Regions from separate parts of the Mus musculus genome. Here regions 1, 2 and 3 are each linked to region 4. The links are chromatin loops, found by intact Hi-C in ENCODE. Cell type or tissue: heart. All regions are shown on one strand. Links, peaks and the distances in the headings refer to the core of each region. The heading gives the core; the rest is flanking DNA. Region 1 has its middle 94 kb from the start of Cd36. Region 2 has its middle 260 kb from the start of Speer4f2. Region 3 has its middle 70 kb from the start of Cd36. Region 4 holds the start of Sema3c (sema domain, immunoglobulin domain (Ig), short basic domain, secreted, (semaphorin) 3C).

What was found. Peaks named below come from ENCODE experiments on the same cell type or tissue, not always from the same donor. Only the 100,000 strongest peaks of a DNase experiment are listed, where the experiment ranks them.
Region 1: it touches region 4 in a loop (3-fold over the local background); 2 of 42 quality-filtered maps call a loop at or near these places.
Region 2: it touches region 4 in a loop (10-fold over the local background); 9 of 42 quality-filtered maps call a loop at or near these places.
Region 3: a loop joins it to region 4, with 13 times the contacts of the local background. A loop is called at or near these places in 14 of 42 quality-filtered maps.

What each region holds. Positions count from the first base shown.
Region 1 is chr5:17,739,730-17,744,320 of GRCm38, forward strand. No RefSeq gene overlaps it. Among named protein-coding and RNA genes, the nearest start is that of Cd36, 94 kb to the right of the region's middle. In heart, for the core only: no CTCF peak of the experiment used is centred there; no DNase peak of the experiment used is centred there.
Region 2 is chr5:17,110,107-17,114,697 of GRCm38, forward strand. No RefSeq gene overlaps it. Among named protein-coding and RNA genes, the nearest start is that of Speer4f2, 260 kb to the right of the region's middle. In heart, for the core only: a CTCF peak has its summit at 2,095; no DNase peak of the experiment used is centred there.
Region 3 is chr5:17,764,286-17,768,285 of GRCm38, forward strand. No RefSeq gene overlaps it. Among named protein-coding and RNA genes, the nearest start is that of Cd36, 70 kb to the right of the region's middle. In heart, for the core only: a CTCF peak has its summit at 1,973 (motif pointing left); no DNase peak of the experiment used is centred there.
Region 4 is chr5:17,571,845-17,576,435 of GRCm38, forward strand. Sema3c (sema domain, immunoglobulin domain (Ig), short basic domain, secreted, (semaphorin) 3C) reads left to right here and starts at 2,972. Exons shown (of 18, transcript NM_013657.5): 1 at 2,972-3,121. In heart, for the core only: CTCF peaks have their summits at 1,978 (motif pointing left) and 2,746; a DNase peak (open chromatin) is centred at 2,797; H3K4me3 peaks cover 2,504 bases; H3K27ac peaks cover 1,411 bases.

The DNA of each region.
Region 1 (4,591 bases), core at 275-4,274, 170 kb after region 4:
GGTCCCTGGAGCTGTCAAAGGAGAGCATTTTGCAGATGATAAAGCTGGGGCCTGCAAAGAGGTCACACATTTTGCAACAAAGCCAGGTTCTCAGTGTCTCCATGTAGGGCTTTTTTTCCATATACTCAAGTGACCCAGAGACATGGTTATGTAGCAGAAAAATACACACACACGACCAAACAGTTATTCTTCTAGGCTGTCAGCATCATATTAAAAAGGGGCTTGAATTCCTGAAATTCCAGTTCATGGCCTGGCAGCTGCTTAGTAAGCCTGCATAACTAGGCCAGATTTTTTTGGTCAGTCTCCTTTGGTTTTGCTCAGCTACACGTGGCTTTAGTGTGAAACGGGGCCAAAATTACAGAAGACTATTGATTTTCATGGATCTACAGCTGCTTGGGTAAGAAGCAAAGGGCCTCAGCCTCTGGGTCAAACTGGCAACTTTCTCTAGATTCCTCAACAGTAGTTAGGGATTCTCATGTCAGCATCCCCTCATTTCAATAGGGTGTCAAAAGGGAGATGAGCAGTCACAGCTGTTTTCAGGAAGTCATCGGAAAATAGCCATTTAAAGAGGCGAGGCAGTCCTTGACTTGTCTTTGCAGGGATGGCAGCACATCAGCTCCTGATTGGAAGTATTGGTCTGACATTACCTAATGTCGCCCTAATCGTCCCTGACTCTTCCTCTGCCTACCACTCCTTCCATCTATCTCAATTGTATTGCTACTGAAAGTTGACTATAACCATCAGTCATTACTGAGCCTAGTTGGAATGTAGGTTTTTCTGCAAAAGGTCAGAAACTACACAGAAGTATCTCCACTTGTAACATCATCCTCAGAGGTGCTCAGACCGACAATTTCCAGGACATTGAGTGACAAGGCTCTTACTTTTATAATCAATGATAGAAAGAATAAATGAAAATTACAAAAGAATAGAGTTCACCTTTCTTTTTTTCTTTTCTTCCCTGTACTTCTCAAAGAAATGTTTTTCTCTGCAAGCAGGCATATCAGCAACTGAGACTACACAATTATATTTTTCATTCAAGTCCTGGTACCTTTTGAGTTAACCTATGATGACGATTTTGCCAAAATGGTCAATTTTGCTTACTTTTCTTAGCAGACACTTGGTAAGTTTTATTATTTTGATATGCCCATTTTCAAATCAAATTGCTTTCACCAAGATATTATCTGAATTCAGCTGGGTAAGATTGTGAACGTTTATGAAGTAGTAGCAGCTCGCTTGCTCCAGTGGGTGAGCACGTTTGGAAGCTCCAGTGGGACCGAGCTTCCCAAGGGATCATCTGCTTGCTATTATGATGATGTTAGCATTGTCACCTACTGCAGATTAGGTTAACAGGACATAGGAAGTGAATGACACAATTTGCCTTAAAAAATAAAAATAAAAATAAAAATAAAAATAAAATAGAGGGGACTACTAGTGAGATGGCTTAGTGATTAAGATTACTGGCTTCTTTCCCAAAGGTCCTCAGTTCAATTCCCAACACCATGATGGCTCAGGACCATTTGTAAGAGGATCTGATACTCTCATCTGGTACTCAGATGCACATGCAGAGTGCCCATACATTTAAATAAATAAATAAATAAATAAATAAATAAATAAATAAGGTCCTCAGTTCAATTCCCAACACTATGATGGCTCAGGACCATTTGTAAGAGGATCTGATACTCTCATCTGGTACTCAGATGTACATGCAGAGTGCCCATACATTTAAATAAATAAATAAATAAATTTTAAAAACAATCTTAAAAGAATCCACTAGAGGTAAGGCTCAGTGATTAAGAGTCCTGGGTGCTCTTCCAGAGGTCCTGAGTTCATTCCCCAATATCTACACAGTGACTCACAACCATCTGTCACTGTAGTAGTGCCATAGTGTCTGATGTGGATCTCATGCCCTCTTCTCGTGTGCAATAACTTACATGAAGACAAAATACCCACATATATAAAATACATAAATAAATGAATCAATAAATCTGAGAGCGGAAGAGAGGGGTGAAGAGAGAGGAAGAGAGAGATGAGCCTACAAGAAAGAAAAAAGTAAAAAAAAAGAAAAACATCTCAAGGACAAAGAATGATGAGGACCTCATTTGATGAGCTTTATCAAATGGTATCAAGTCTGCATCAAAGCTTCCTTTTCATTTATTTATGTCTCTATCACTTTATGCTTTTTCCTTCAGACATTAGAGCATGGGCCTATTTTTAAAATAATTTTTCTTCATAATAATTGATCTTCAAAACTAGATTCTGCATTTCAGAGGAAAGGGAGTATAAATATTTTCTCTATTAAATATATTTTCAAAGAAAAATGTCTGTACCACATGTACAACTTTCTAATTAAAAATAGACTAGCTAATGAAGCAAGTGTCTTTAACCGCATTTTATGAATAAAGTTCTGTTAAATTACAGCTCTTCTGAAGAATTATCTACACTTCCATAGGAATTTGACCTGATGAGATAAAGCTGTGGTAAAGCAGCCTTTAAAATCTAGTTTGGAAGAAACTTATAGTAGAATCCTGATGAAGCTGACAATTAGAAATGACTCGGAGAAATAAAGAAAAGTCAAGCCAACCAGAGGGCAGAAATAATGGAATTTCATTTGAGGACTAAATGGATGTGAGGCGAAGCATAGAGCCGGCATACATTTCCCTTCAGGTTACGTGAGCTAGTGAGCAGAGGAGGTAAAGCAGAGTGGCCGTGAGGCCGAGGTTTGAAACCAAGCAGCATTGATCAGCCAGACACCTGCGTGTGGGAATGCGCAGGCAAACAATCCAGTTTTAAAATTAAGGAACAAAATTTCATATCAAACTTGCCATTTTTGAACCATCAAGTTTTCGGCTCTTGGTTTATGATTTTACCAGCATAATCCCACACATTGCGATAAACAGAATTTTTGTAAAGCATTATTTCTCGTGATGCCCTCACATTACATATACCTTACAAAATGTACATATGCATTACTAAATGCTGGGTCTCATTACACTGTTATCATATGACTATATAATATACTTTGGCCATATTCACCCCTCATTGCCTCCTCTAGGCCCTTTACACCTTCACACCGCCACTCAGTAGACTCTCAGCTTTTTCCTAAATTGTCTAAATGGATCCTACCAGGAAGAGAAAAAACAGTGTTTGCTTTTCTGAATCTGTTTAACAGGATGGTGTACTCTTTAGCCTCGAAGTTTCATTCTTTGTGACAGAATGAAACTTTATTGTGTGTATGTCCACACCATCTTTACACACTCTGTGTTAGTAGAAACGGAAGTTGACTCCGTTACTTGGTGACTGTGCTTAATCTAGCAGTAAATATGGATATGTCTGTATCACTATAGTAAAACAGTGATGCTTTCAGGTATAATCCCAAAGTGCTCCGGTTAGATGGAAAGGGGTACTTAGAGTACTATAGATATTTCTATATTTAGATATTTCTATATTGATTCCATTAGCAGTTCAGCTAATCAACATTATCATCAAATGTTTTTATAAGTGATTATTTTCATGATAGCTTGCTGGCACTTGTTTGCTTTTTAGATGACAGCCATGCAGGCTTTGGTGGAATGGGCTCTGGGTGTAGTTTTGATTTGGTTTTCCCTGTTGATAAGGAGGGTGAGCATTTCTTAGTGGATTTATTGGCAATTTCCACTCTGTCTTTCAGAAATTAACTGACTCTTTCATTTGTCCATTTACTAGTACAATGATCTATGTTTATTGTAGCTAATGTCTTACATAAGTTATATATTTTATATATTATTAATAATTCCCAATTTTGTGAATATCTGTTAAGGAATTTTTCCATTTTGTATACTGTCTCTTCATACTGATAATTATATCTTTTGTAGCTCAAAAGACTTTTAATTATTAAAATACTTTGTCTTCTTTTTTGCTACTATTAATTTCAAAGCTTAGGGTCTTATTTTGATTCATTTATTTCTTTGTTAACTAAGTTTTGTACACTGTAAGAAATAAGACTGGAATATCCATCTTCTGTGTGTGACTATGCAGTTTCCAAAACACTATTTGCCAAAGGACATTGTTATAGGTTGTTGTTGTCTCTTCTATTTCATTTCATAAATCTATGTCCTCTGAGTGTGTGTGTGTGTGTGTGTGTGTGTGTGTGTGTGTAGCTCTGCAGTATAATTAAAAGTCAGGTGTTAGAAAACCACAGACACTATTTATTTCGCTCAGGGCTATTGGGGTTAATTAGTGCTTTAATGTGTTAGAAATTGGAGAGGATATACAGACATATAAAAGATTGAGACTGGGATCTAAAGTAATATGAGCAACATCTTTTGAGTAATGAGCCTGGCAGTTTTGTCAATAGCCCAAGATCAGCAATGGCATATGTTGTTATTTAAGAATGACAATGTGGATCCTTGATCTGTAGTCTCCTGTGTGCCATGCTTCACTGCCAGCAGAGGCCAAGCACAATTGCAAAGCTTGGGGACCTGAAAGAGGATTGTTTCTTCTGTGCTCATCATTGGGTATACTTACAAACATACAGACTCATGTTCTTCCCCTCACAGCCATTTCCACAGTAACAGTTATCCGTGGATACAGTACTAAGATAAGCAAAGAAAAC
Region 2 (4,591 bases), core at 327-4,326, 460 kb before region 4:
AAACTTTATGTGCCTCAGTATAGGGGAACGCCAGGGCCAAGAAGTGGGAGTGGGTAGGTAGGGGAGCAGGGCAGGGGGTGAGTATAGAGAACTTTCAGGATAGCATTTGAAATGTAAATAAAAAAAATATCTAATAAAAACTATGTCTTACAGAGATAGTCACAGGCATATGTGTCAGAGGCAATTTTTTCAATTCTGTCTTCTAAGTATGTCAGTTGACATCTGACGCCTGGTATGATAACACCTATAATTCAAGAAATTGGAGACCAAGGCAGAAGGACAGAAAATTGCAAGACAGCCAGGGATGCACAGACCTAAAATACCAAAATTAAAACAAACAATAAACATTTTTTAAGTTAAAAAGGGACTGTTTAATGAAATGTTACTGTACGTAAACTTTTATTTGAAAAACACTTGAGCATTTGGATATAAAATGATACCAAACCAATAATATTTATGCCAAATAATTTTTTAAAATTCCTTTAAGGAACGCTGTAGAATTTTGATTAAAAACAGGTGAACAGAATTTAGTTGTTCTCATATTTTGTATTATTTAAATAGTGTTTAAAAATTGAAAATTAACCAGATTTTATGAAACTGGATTAATAAAATGATTTGAAGTAATAAATGAGCTCATAACCAACAGTGGGTTCTGCTAGAGAAATATCTCACCAGCTAGAATGTGTAAAGCATTCACAAATTTCAATGAAAATCTCAGTGGGTAATCATCACCCTATTTATCTAAATTTAGAAGAAATGGTTGATTCAGGTGCTTTTTCAAAACCATGTCAATTTGTGTTACCTTGTGTAGTCATGGTGACAGACTGACTCTGTCTTTTCTAATAGGTGTACTGTTACAGCGCCAATAAAACCTTTTTCCAACTAATGATCCATATAAATCAGAGTATGGCAAGACCTGAATTATAGATTCACAATGAGACCATTTGTTCTGGCTTCACACGTGGGGAAAGTGAGCTGTCTAGAGGTTGAGGAGATAGCTCAGTTGGTGAAGTGCTTACCACATACCATAAGAATCTGTACTGAATCTCAGCACTCTCATACTAACCAGGCAGCGCCTTGAATAGCACTAGGTAGGAGACACGGGGGTTTCAGGAATTTTCTGACTAGCTAGATGAGTTGATCATTGAGCTTCAGGTGCCGAGAGAGCCTGTGTTTAAAAACTGAGGAAGACACATAAGTGGACTTCTGGCTGCCACATGTATTCAGACATGTGAACATATTGACATACACACAAAGATACACAAGTACACATATGTGCCACACAAAGACACAAATCAAAAATGTAAAAACAGTGGAAACAACAACTAGTACACCAAAGGAAGAAATGCTTCCATTCACCTACCGAGTTACACCAAGTTTTTCATTTCCTGGTCAATACCTAAGAACTCAGTTCTTATTTGAAATTTTGATGAAATAACAGTAGAAAGGTGTAGAAAATCTAGGAAGTATATTTTTAATGAGGGAAAATGGTAACAACTGGGGTACCAGAACACTACATAGAATTATGGAAGACCACAAGAGATCTACTGCATGTTTCTCAACATTGTCATGTAGAACTGAGAAGTTCTAACAGAGAGTGTGGTTATCTCAAGAAAACCAGTAATAGTTAAGATAATTTTCCCACAAAGCTAGAAAAGCTAAGTTCTGTCCCAGACAACCTCCAAATTAAGTGATAAGAAGCAACTGTGTGAGGAAGCCGACCTCAAACAAGCTGTCAGAAACTGGGCTTCTGAACATCCAAAAACCCAGGTCAATATGCAGGGTGTGGAGGTGCCTTAACATTATGTATGGTGCAGCTCATTTGAAGCTCAGAATAATTTAACCACTTCTTTTTAAACTTCTGACAATGTAAGCATAATTCATGACACGGTGAAATCAGTGACATCCAGCACAGTATTAAGAAAATATGTTAAATATCTGTTGGTGAGTGTTCAAGGTTCTATTGTGTTATAATATGATGGAGACTGAGCAAGAGTTTGACGACTGTTAACACAGCTGTGTAGACAAAAATCTACCCCATAGTTTATTAGAATGGGAGAATCATCCTCAAGTACTTTCTTAGTCAATTTCTGTCACCTTCCAGAGGAGGGAGCAGAAGAGCTTGTAGATGTTGTGAGCTAAGAAGACAGTCAGTGAGGGAGGGAGCTTTTATTGTAACAAGTAGGCACAGTGAGAACCTCTGACACATACCAGAAAAGCATGCTGGAAAAATTTACACACCACCAAAATAACATTGAATATTGCATATACCGAGGGCACAATCCACATGCAGAAGTCTCAGCAATTTAATCCAGGCCCTTAGGCTCTCCGTGTGGCATACATTTTAATTTCTTTACTGTAATATTTAACACAGCTATTTAAAATCAAGGTAAGCTTTACTTGAGCACTTGATTCAGTCCAGCTGTCTTAGTCTGTGGCTACACTGAATGGCCCTTTTGCTGAAAGTCCAGGACCAACACTTTAGTGTTCTCCAGTCTCATTTGCAACCAGCTTAGCTCCATAAGAAGCCCTCTCCTTTGAATTTAACTAAAGAATAGGATTAGGTTCTTATTTCTTTTAAAGTATTTTCCTGTCCATGCACCACCCAACTCTCTTTATCCTGGCTTTCCTGATACTGTTTGCTATTAGATACATATATTTTGGATTACAGATCTGGTAACATTGAGTGATACGTACCCTTGGTGTTACAAGTTGCAATTGCTTGTATGTCTCTTGTTTGAAGTTTACCTGGTCTCATTCTTACCAGAAATGAGTAGCTAATGTTTGAAGGAATGACATACATAAAATATATGAATTATCCTCAAATAAAAAACATGTCAATCGAATGTAAGTGTTAGTTTGTGTGGGGGAAGCAATCTAATTTGAAGTCAGTGAAAAGAAATAAGTTTCACCTGAAATATATCTTCAATGTTTATGTCTATGTTTGTTGATTAATTATGGTCAATTTATTAAGATTCAGTTTTATGTCGAAGAACTTCCAACTACTTTGGGTTCTCAAATAAAAGAAAAGATATTAATTCCTTTTCAAGTACATGTAATACTATATGTATTTTCAAGCCTACTTCAAATGAAAATTTTAATCAAATAAATATGAAAGGGTAGAAGTTTGGGGTAAAAGGTTTGAATTTCCATAAAATAAAGATATTAAATAATTTTTCAATGGCTGTTTTCATGGGCCATGATGTTTTTATTTCTTTATTGAAAGTAATGTCTGAGTCAAATATGTTCTCTCTTTTGTGGTTCTCTCTTTATTTTCATTTATGTATATGTGTGTGTGCCTCCTGTGTGCCGGGGCCCACAGAAACCGGAAGACGGCAAACAAACCACTGGAGATGGAGTTAGAGCAGTTGTGAGCTGAAACCCATTATGGTCAACATGAGCATCTGAATTTGGGTAGTTTGCCTGAGTACTACTTACTCTTTTGTTTAAAAAACATGTTTTTATTAATTGTTTGAGAATTTCATCTGATGGATTTTAATTATAGCATCTCCTTCCCAAATTCTTCCTATAGTCATCATCTTCGTTATAGTCTCTCTGCCACGTTATCTTTAAGCTCCCCCATCCTCACTCCATGGAATTTATGTGTTGACCAGGCACTATTTTGTTGGAGCTTTGTCTGAAATATGTTTGTCCCACCAAGGACTACACATTATAAATAAATGCTTCTCCTTATAGCTGCTATTAGATGTCAATATCTTTTCAGTTAATGGTGGTATTTTGTTTGTCAGCTCCATACATCCTGGGATTTCTTTTCTGGCTTAAGTTTGGATTTATGTTGTGGTTGGGATCATAGTCATTGTGAGTTCATATATGAAGCTGGCTGGGAAAACCTCATCTTCTTGAAGTTATCTATCACATCTAGTTCTTAAAATCTTTCTAACCCCTGTCCCAGGAAAATTTCTGAGCCTTATGAGGAAAGGGTATAAGTCTGCCATATTTAAGGTTGAATACTGGCTCTTAACTGGTAAAATTTCCAGTTTCAGAAAAAAATATCCTTTATATTTAGTGGAAACCATTAATTAATACTACATTTTTATAATATTGATTAACCAGTAGTGCTATTAAAATGTTCTTTCCTGTAATATTTAAACTCTTTATATCCTGTAGTTTTCTGAAGCTATAACTTGTGACTCATCAAAGGTTAAAAAGGACAGCTTAGTGGTATTGTACAGAGAATCAAGCACTTTCAGAATGTGTCCTTTACATCCCTGAAGGTATTAAAATTAATTCCCATGACAAAAGAGTGGAAGCTGTGTACTGTAGAATCTGGCAGGAGTAATGGGATATGCCTCTGCCCAGAGCAGACTATGAAAATGTTGCAGCCTTTGTTTTCATTTTACTCCAAGATCTCTCTTTCTTAGCAGAGCCACCCTCTTAAGAAAGAGCTTAAAGGAAGCAAGCCACAAGGAATCTGAGGCCTGAGCTAGTCAGTGCCCAAGGGATCAACCCCAGAAGTGAGCAAGGAAGCACTTGCTCTAGAGTTAGGTGCATCTGTTAATAACTGCTAAATTGCCCCCTCCTATGAGACCCTAAGCCAGAAGAAAACACTAAAATTGCTCCCAGATTTGAA
Region 3 (4,000 bases), core at 1-4,000, 190 kb after region 4:
ACCTTCATATTGAGGAAGATGGAGGACTCATCTCTTAGTTGGGAATGGAGGTATTATGAAACTGTAGTCATTTTCCTCTCTCTATGTTGTCTTTCACAGAATGTAGCCAAGCTGATCTTACGATGACCTCAAGGTCCAAATTGTCATGTTTTAACAGAAAGACAAAGCTATATTATCGGATTTGACCTGTATAAAGCGGTTATCAATTCAGCACATGCTCTTAAATTAATTATTGAAGCCAACACATACAGAGGGAGAACCAGGATCCCTTCCTGGATGGAAATAGCAAAAACCACATACATATTCTAAAGCCACTATAGGCCCCCTGTGGAAAATGACCTGCATACGTTCACATGGTGCTAGTTGGGAGAAGTAGCTTATCTAATAAAAAACAAAGTGAGAGAGTGATTGCATAATTGTTAAATTATAGAAGGCAGATGAGTGCTGAATTCCTCATGTCACCTACTCAGTCCTCTGCTTTGATTTACTTCTTGCTGCGATGCCAGGAAGAGTGCCTTTCAGTTATCATTTTGTGCTTACTCTCCTGGGCTCTTGTGTGTGCTTCTCAATGCGTTGGATAAACTGAACCTTATATCAGAGTACAAAACAGGCAACATTTTCATCTTCTTTGAACTTTGAGGAGCTCTTGTCCCATCCTCAGGGGTGTAAGATATTTGATGTTCATATCTGTTTGTAGTGCCAAGAAAGTGTTAGTGAACCCCTCCCAAAACAGACAGGAGCTGATCCAACGCAAATCACAACAGGGCCTTTATTCAAGCTAGCTTGGGCCCCTCGGCCCAGTGCCTACCTGCAGGATTGTTTTGGTGGAGATGTGTGCCCACATCAATTGGGGTAAGGCTTTATAGAAAGCAACAAGTGGGGAGTGAGCATTTCTAGCCTGGCAAGCATCTAATTGGAGAGCTACTGTGGCCTTTAGCATAATTGGCTGGTGCTGGGAGTCAAACCACAAACTTAACTTCTTTTCCCTCTGCATTGGTAGTAGTCAGACAAGGGCAGGCTTGGTGGGAATTTACTGGGAAACACTGGATTGTTGGGGGAAATTGACTCTGGTCTGTTGGGGTTAGTTTAGAAAGTGGAGCTAGGCTTGGGTTTTGTTGTGGGGGGAGGAGGTAGTAACTTGGAAACTAATGTTAGGTACCGGCCTGTTAATTTACCCGAGTTCAAGTTTTGAAAAATGGAGTCTGAACTTAAGAGATTTGGTCTCTCACTTTGACCTCTTCCACATTGTTCCATCCATGGGTGTCCAGATCTGCTGCCACCCATTCTAGAACTATTCAGGTAAAAGCCTGTCAGTCAACACATTAACATCATATTTTGCAAGACCTGTCCTTATCTCTCTCAACTTTTCACATAAAAACAAACACACATCTCTCTTAATTTTCCTGTTTTGTGGCAAATCATTCTGAAAATAGCCTTTCTATTTATTTCTTCCCTGGTTGCCCATTTATTTATTAAGAAAATCCAAAAATCTTGTGTATTCTCTCAGATGATTGAAAAATATCAAGACACTTTAGTCTGAGATTTTAGGGACATTCAATGACAATTAAAATGTAAGGTGGATGAGGTGCTTCCAACTCATAGCATTTGCTAGCTAGAGGCAAAAAGAAAAGGAAGGGGAAAAGAAAAGAAAAGAAATGAAATGAAGGAAGAAGGTAGGAGAAGGAACTATACCAAGACCCAAGTTTCAATCCATTCTTTATCCAATATAACAAATAAGTCCTTATTTACATATGTAGGCATGCCATGGCGTCAACTAAAAGGTGTTTACAAAGTACAGTATATGAAGCACCTATACATATGTTCAATTAGTGCAAGGTTTTATGTCAACGAATTGAATAAGCCTTTCAAAGCCAGCAGCCTGTTCTTACCATAGAATGACTTGCTCTTTGTTTTTTCCTCCTTTTCCTTTCTCATTGAGCTAACATTAGATTTTGTCTGCCATCTAGTGGAATACTGACAAATCACATGTAAAAATTTTCAAGATCATCCTTGTAGGAGTTTAAACCCATTTGTCTGTACATATAGTAAGTTTCTATCTTGGTTCAAACTTGTTACATTATATGTCTAGAAATTTACTGATTTTTAAAAAGATGGTCTTGGCTTTTTTGTTTTTCTTTTTCAGAATACATTTTCAAAACAGTATATAACTACCCTCTGGGTATTGCTAGTGTTTTTATCTCTGCCCACTGCCCCACACCTCCCCCTTCATTCTCTCTCCTTAGTTTGGCTGCTTGTCCATTTTACCCAATCTTTTAAAAGACTCAAACCTTTGTCTTACTAATTATATTTACTTCCTTTTTAGTTTTTAACATTGTTTTTGTCTTCGGCCGACAGAATTTGTCTCTCTCTGCTTTTCTTAAACCTTAAGTTTCTTTGTTTAGTTATTTATTTTAATATTCTCATATTTAATGTGAGCATTCACAGCTTCAAATGTCCTTCTTTGATCAGCTTTTGTTACAATTCCGTAGCTAATGAGTCACACTTTTGCTTTTATTGGCTGGGGCTTTGTTGTTGTTGAGATATTTTTTGTTTCTGTTTTTGTTAACTTTCTTGTTGATCTAACAATTAGCTCTCTGATCATTTAATATTTCTTCCTTAATCTTTAATGGTTTGGCTGTCTTCTTTAGTTCTGTAGTTTGAGTTTATTTTTACAATTTTTGAGTTTATTTGGAGTTATTTGAGGTTTGAGGTTTTGAGTTTATTTCTTGCTGACCAGATAAAATGTACATTTTTTTTTACAGATTTTATTTATTATTATATGTAACTACACTGTAGCTATCTTCAGACACAGCTGAAGAGGGCATCATATCTCACTATGGACGGTTGTAAGCCACCATGTGGTTGCTGGGGTTTGAACTCAGGACCTTTGGAAGAGCAGTCAGTGAGTGCTCTTACCCACTGAGCCATCTCACCACTCCTCTGTACAAATTATTTTAATTTTAATTTTATTTATTTATTTATTTATTTATTTATTTATTTATTTATTTATGTATTTATTTATGTATTTATTTATTTATTTTGGTTTTTGGAGACAGGGTTTCTCTGTGTAACCCTGGCTGTCCTGGAACTCACTCTGTAGACCAGCCTGGTCTCAAACTCAGAAATCCTTCTGCTTCTGCTTTCCAAGTGCTGGGACTAACGGTGTGTGCCACCACTGCCTGGCTATTTTAATTTTATTATGTGAAATTTGTTATATCTTGTAAAACATTTTATGTGATTAGAAGAATGTACAGTCTGAGGCAACTGAATGGACTATTGTGTGATGTCCCTTACATCCAATTAATCTCTAGTGTCATATGACTCTGGAGTTTCTTTTCTATGTATTATGTCGGTATGCATGTATATATGTATGTAGTGTGTGTGGATGTGTGTGTGTGTGTGTGTGTGTGTGTGTGAAGTGTATTAAGGTTCTGGTAGGGCATTGTAATCACTAACTGTTGTTGTGTTGAGGTTTATTCTACCCTTGTTTATGACATTGGGTATGTCTATATCCACTGAATATGTTCATATCATGGGCAAGATCCACCTGTGGCCAGACTGAGTAGAACAACACTGACTCTACTTTATGAAGAGAAGAGATTTGCCTGGTAGCACTTTGGAGGGTCAGTTCAGCTTCAAGTGCTTCACTTGGAGTGCTGAGGCTGCAATGTGCAGGGTAGAGCAACACAGTGAAGTCTCTGATTTCCTGAAACATAGTGTATGCTCTGCCCATAGAACACAACAGCTGGTATCACAGAGTTGTTCCTTAGTCGTCTGTGATGCTGGAATGTGCAATTTCTAGGCTTTGCTAGATGTTCTGGATCTAGCTTTTTGCCTTTACTGTGTGGAATAGCACTTTCCACTAATTTAAGACATAAACGATCAAGGAAAATACTCTTTCATCTTGACACTATAGCGAGAGGGCATCAGCAATTGGGATGGAGATTCATAGCATTTCCTGACTTCAGGGTTGGGAAAGGTGTTCCTATCTTCCCATGCA
Region 4 (4,591 bases), core at 296-4,295:
GCACACATTGAAAACTATGCACTCAGGCTTGGTAGAGAGGAACTTGGTGCGAGTTTCACAGGCTGTGATTAAATATAAGCTATTCGTCAGACTCTCCAAAGCTGCGTGAGTAGTCACGAAACACAGAACCGATACTCTGGGATCTTGTGTACCTAGTTTTAAGTTAAAATCCCTCCTAGGTCAACTTTTGATTCTTATTCAGCTTGTGGTTTGTCTTCATCGTCTTGATATTTACATAGCAGTGTGTGAGAAAATTCTATTTTATCCGAGTTTGTATATTAATTCGTGTCAAATAGCTTCACAGCTTTCAGTTGATAGTTTAATCATCTTCCTATCAATTCAATTGAGAATTTCGTACACTTGAAGATACAGATTCAGTTTTTGCTTACATCCATATGAAAACAACTGGGGAAGACATAACAGTGACCTTAATTTCTTAAAAACATTAACTACACATAATGTTTATTCCTGATTGCTTTTCAATATAGTCAGATGTTTCTGATTTGCCCCCGTGGTTTGTAAACCTCTGTCAAGAAGCTGCTCACATTTTAATTACATCTGTGTCCTAAAAGATAGCTTAATCCTTTCTATATTGATTTTTGAAAGAATACATCTGTTAAATATAACCTTTTCTCAAAATGATCTCATATAAGTTGGAAGATAATTCATGAAATATTATTTTTGATTTGTTGAGTTTAACTTGTCACTGTGTAAGAAAGTAGACTTAATTTTATTATGCATAGTTAAATGATAGTTGTATTTGCTGGAACGTGTAGTGGCATGACATCTGAACTTAATAAGGAGCAATTGCTAATTATCATTTAATATTTCAGGTGACAATGGTAGAAACTTATTCTCTTACCAATATTGAAAGCATGCAATTCAGTTATCCATATGCACCATGCTGTGCCATTGAATTTAAAACCAAAGTCAAACTATTCATCTGGTTTGACTCAGTTTCCATCACATCCCCTGTAGTAGCCTCCTTTCTAATCTCTTTCTCTGAGAAAGTGGCTGTTAATTGTATAGATAAATAAAGACACCGAACATTTGCCTGTTTGCTTTAGGCCTATTCCACTCAACCATGGCATTCTTCATGTTTGTGAAAAAGGTAGGCGTTTCCTCTTTTGTAAGTCTGGAAAGTATATACAGTGGCAGTTATGGTATAGTGTCCCCAATCCAGGCACATTCTCTTGGTTGGTTCATGAGGACTGTGAGTGACACCTAGGCTGACTGGCTATTATGAACGTTGGACCAAGGGACGTGAAAAGACAGAGATATAGATCTTCTGACCCCCCGTACTTTGGGTAATTATTTAGAGGGGGGTTGAGGGGTTATATGCTAGTTTTATCTTTAGTTTATAAAGATACTTCATACCGTTTTCCACAATAGTTGCCCTAATTCGTATCATCTCCCAGTCTGTGCAAACTGTCCGCAAGTTTTTTCTTCTTTCTTTGTGGTATTAACCATTCAACAGCTTTGAAGTGTTATCTCCCTGTGGCTTTCATTTGGATTGCTCAAGTGATGAGTGGTGTGGAGCCTTTTGTAGCATCTCTTGCCCATTCATGCATGTTTTTTTGAGGGAATCTACTTAGGTTCCTTGTCTACTATGTACTTAGCTGTATACCGCAGAGATAGTCCACCTTAAAATGCAAACCATCTCAGGCAGGCGAATCTTGCAACGATTATGAACTTCTTTAACTTGATTTTCACATATCTCAAATATATGGCAAAAATCAGACAATCCTACCTACTGGACATCAGAGGCGGTGTCTACATAGATACAAAGATTCTGCCCTCTAATCACTAACTCCGGCAACTCTCCTTCTTGGGTCCGACTGAGCGGGAATTCTCTTTTGTAATCTTAGAGGTGTTTCCCGCGACAACTTTGATAAGAATGTAAAGATTCTACTTCATTTTGTAAGGCAACTGAGGAAATACACAGGGAATAAATTGCACTCAAGGGTCCCTCACACAGTGACACCTACTGGGCTGAAGCGAACAGTGATTTTTTTTTTTTTAAGCCAGCTCTGCTCAGTTTACAAGGAGTGAAAGTCTTTTCTTTTGATGTTCAATCATTTAATTCAGTCTAGTCAGAAGAAGAAACCCCCTTCCACACACACACATCAAAGTCAGTTGCACGGCTTAACGAGTTTTCCTGAAAGCAGGGCTGCAAATAACTCGCCTGTGTGTAGATTTATGAGTCTCAAAGTGTTGGGACCATTGGAAACAGCATTCTTGAAAACAAAACAAAAACGTGAAAATTCTTACAACTTCTGTTTTGGGAGTGTCCCGGAGAGGAAGGTGCTGGATATGATTCAGTGTGGAAAGGTCAGCATAATTACTGATTTCAGGACGTTAGGGAAACGCGGCAGGAAACAATACTCAACAGATTACACTTCTGGGAAAGGGGGTTACCGTACGTTACTCTCCCCTAGCTTTAGAAATTTTGCTTCAGGGTGAAGACAAGATCCGTGCCCGTTTAAAACGGTAACTCTTTGCCTTAAAAGGATGCAGGGAATCTTCCTCTGGCAAAACAACTGCTTTGCACTCGGATATTTACAGCGTAGCCAAGCCTGCATGCTTTTCAAGAGGCGCGCATAGCAAAACTGGCTGAGCGCGCTCAGCGACTGTTCACTGCCAAAGGCAGCGCTACGGAGAAGAGTCTAGCCTGCAGCAGAGCCTTCCCGCGCCCAGGCCAGCCTGTGCTCCGCCCTCAGGCTCGCTGCCACCCGCGGCCAGGCGCTCCCTGGGTGGGGCGGCGGCCCGTGCAGATGCGGCGGGCCACGCGGGGCCGCTGCTGCAGCCGGCTGGGCGGTGCGCCCGGGCAGCCTCAGCCGCGCGCCGCGTCGCTGTAATCGGACACCGAGCGCTCGCCCCCGGCGCCCGGCCACTTGCCATTCACTCCGCGGTGCGGGGTTGAGCGACGTGGAGAAGGGCTCCGGGTGCCGCGGCTCTGCCGCCCGGGATTCTGCTACAAAGAAACTCAGCACCGGCCGGCAGGAATCCCACCCTCCGGACTCACTAAGTCTTTAAAGGTCTTCTGGGGAAAGGACCTAGGGGACTGGAAATCCAAGCCCGGAGCAAGTGGCTGACTTCTCCTGGATCTTTTCCCACCTCGGTAAGCCGGACTCAGATTTTCAGTCTTACTCAGTTACTGAAATAGAACTTTTCTGGGTCTGTGTACTGACTTGTTTTTCCTTTGGTGTGCTCAAGTCTGAGTATTTTCTTAGGAGCCCACGCGACTCATGAGGAAAGCGCTCCGGGAGGAGCTGAGCCTGACTGGAGGCTGTGGCACCTGCCAAGACTTTAAGTTGCTCCAGTGCCTTCTAAGGGGAAAAACACCGGTGGAAGCTACATAATATATTTATACTCTCGTATTTACTCATAATAGATGACCAAGCACTAGCCATCACTTTTAAGTGTGCGAGTTAAAGGGACTAAGTTGTAAAGGACTTGGGCGGGGGATGGCAGTCACAGCCCATCACTAGGTCGGACTGAAACCAGGGTGTTCTGATAGATAGATCAGCACTGTCTGATCTCCCATGTCATCTAGGCAATGTTCTTCGCAATTTATGGAGCATATCTCTTTTAGGGGAGGCATATCGGATTATGTACTGGTAATAGCAATATGTAAAAATGTACAAATGTCTCTAACTTGGTTAATAAACAGACTAAGGTTGGACATATTAATAGTATCCCTTCCCCCTGGTTTTAACTACTAAGTCAACAAATCCCAGGGGTAAAATTCTAAGGGAAAGTCACCCATAAAAATCAATTTTCTTCTAAGTTAATTTAGGGATGACAGGGTGAAGAGGTTGTGGAAGCAGGAAGAAACTGTTTCTTTTGAAAATTACCAACACAAACATCTCTAGGGTCTCCTCCATCTGTGTGGTAGAGGCAGAGAGTTTCATGTTGCACTCTTGCAGCATATGTGCTACCAATGAGACCAGTTTAGATTTTTCTTTGAGATTGCATGCTGTGTTTAATTGTCCTTTCCTTCTGTGTCAGAGAAACAGCCTTTTCAATTTTTAACCTCACTTCCTTATTGAATAGAATCAATAATGTATTTTCAATTTAAAAAAGCCATATAACACAAGATCTGTAAGGTTGCATTTCCAGACTAGACCTGCTTGTCATTTTACTGTATAATTACACTATATGAGAAGTGATGGGATTTCTGATGGCCAGTGGGGCTCATATAGGTTTGTTCTAACAGTACCTGGCCTCCCTTTATACTTAGACATTAGTTAATAGCTTATATTAATTTTATAGCTACAATTTTCAAGCAAGAATATTGTCTCTTTGATTCATTGTTTGAAATTTTGATGGCGCACTCTCTGGATGATTTATGTAAAATATGCCTTGGTGGATATGGGGCTCCAGTGGATTACTCACCACGAGGTCATTGGTTTAAATCTGGCAGGAGTCCATGGTTACCTCATCTGCATCACTTAACCACTGCCTGGTCATCTGCATGCACTGGCAGATAGCTGATTGGGGTGGTTTAATAATCAGGGATGGAGCACAGGTAGATTTATGTATGGAAACACTATTTCAGAGGCAATTAATCCAGAAGAATTAGTGAGCA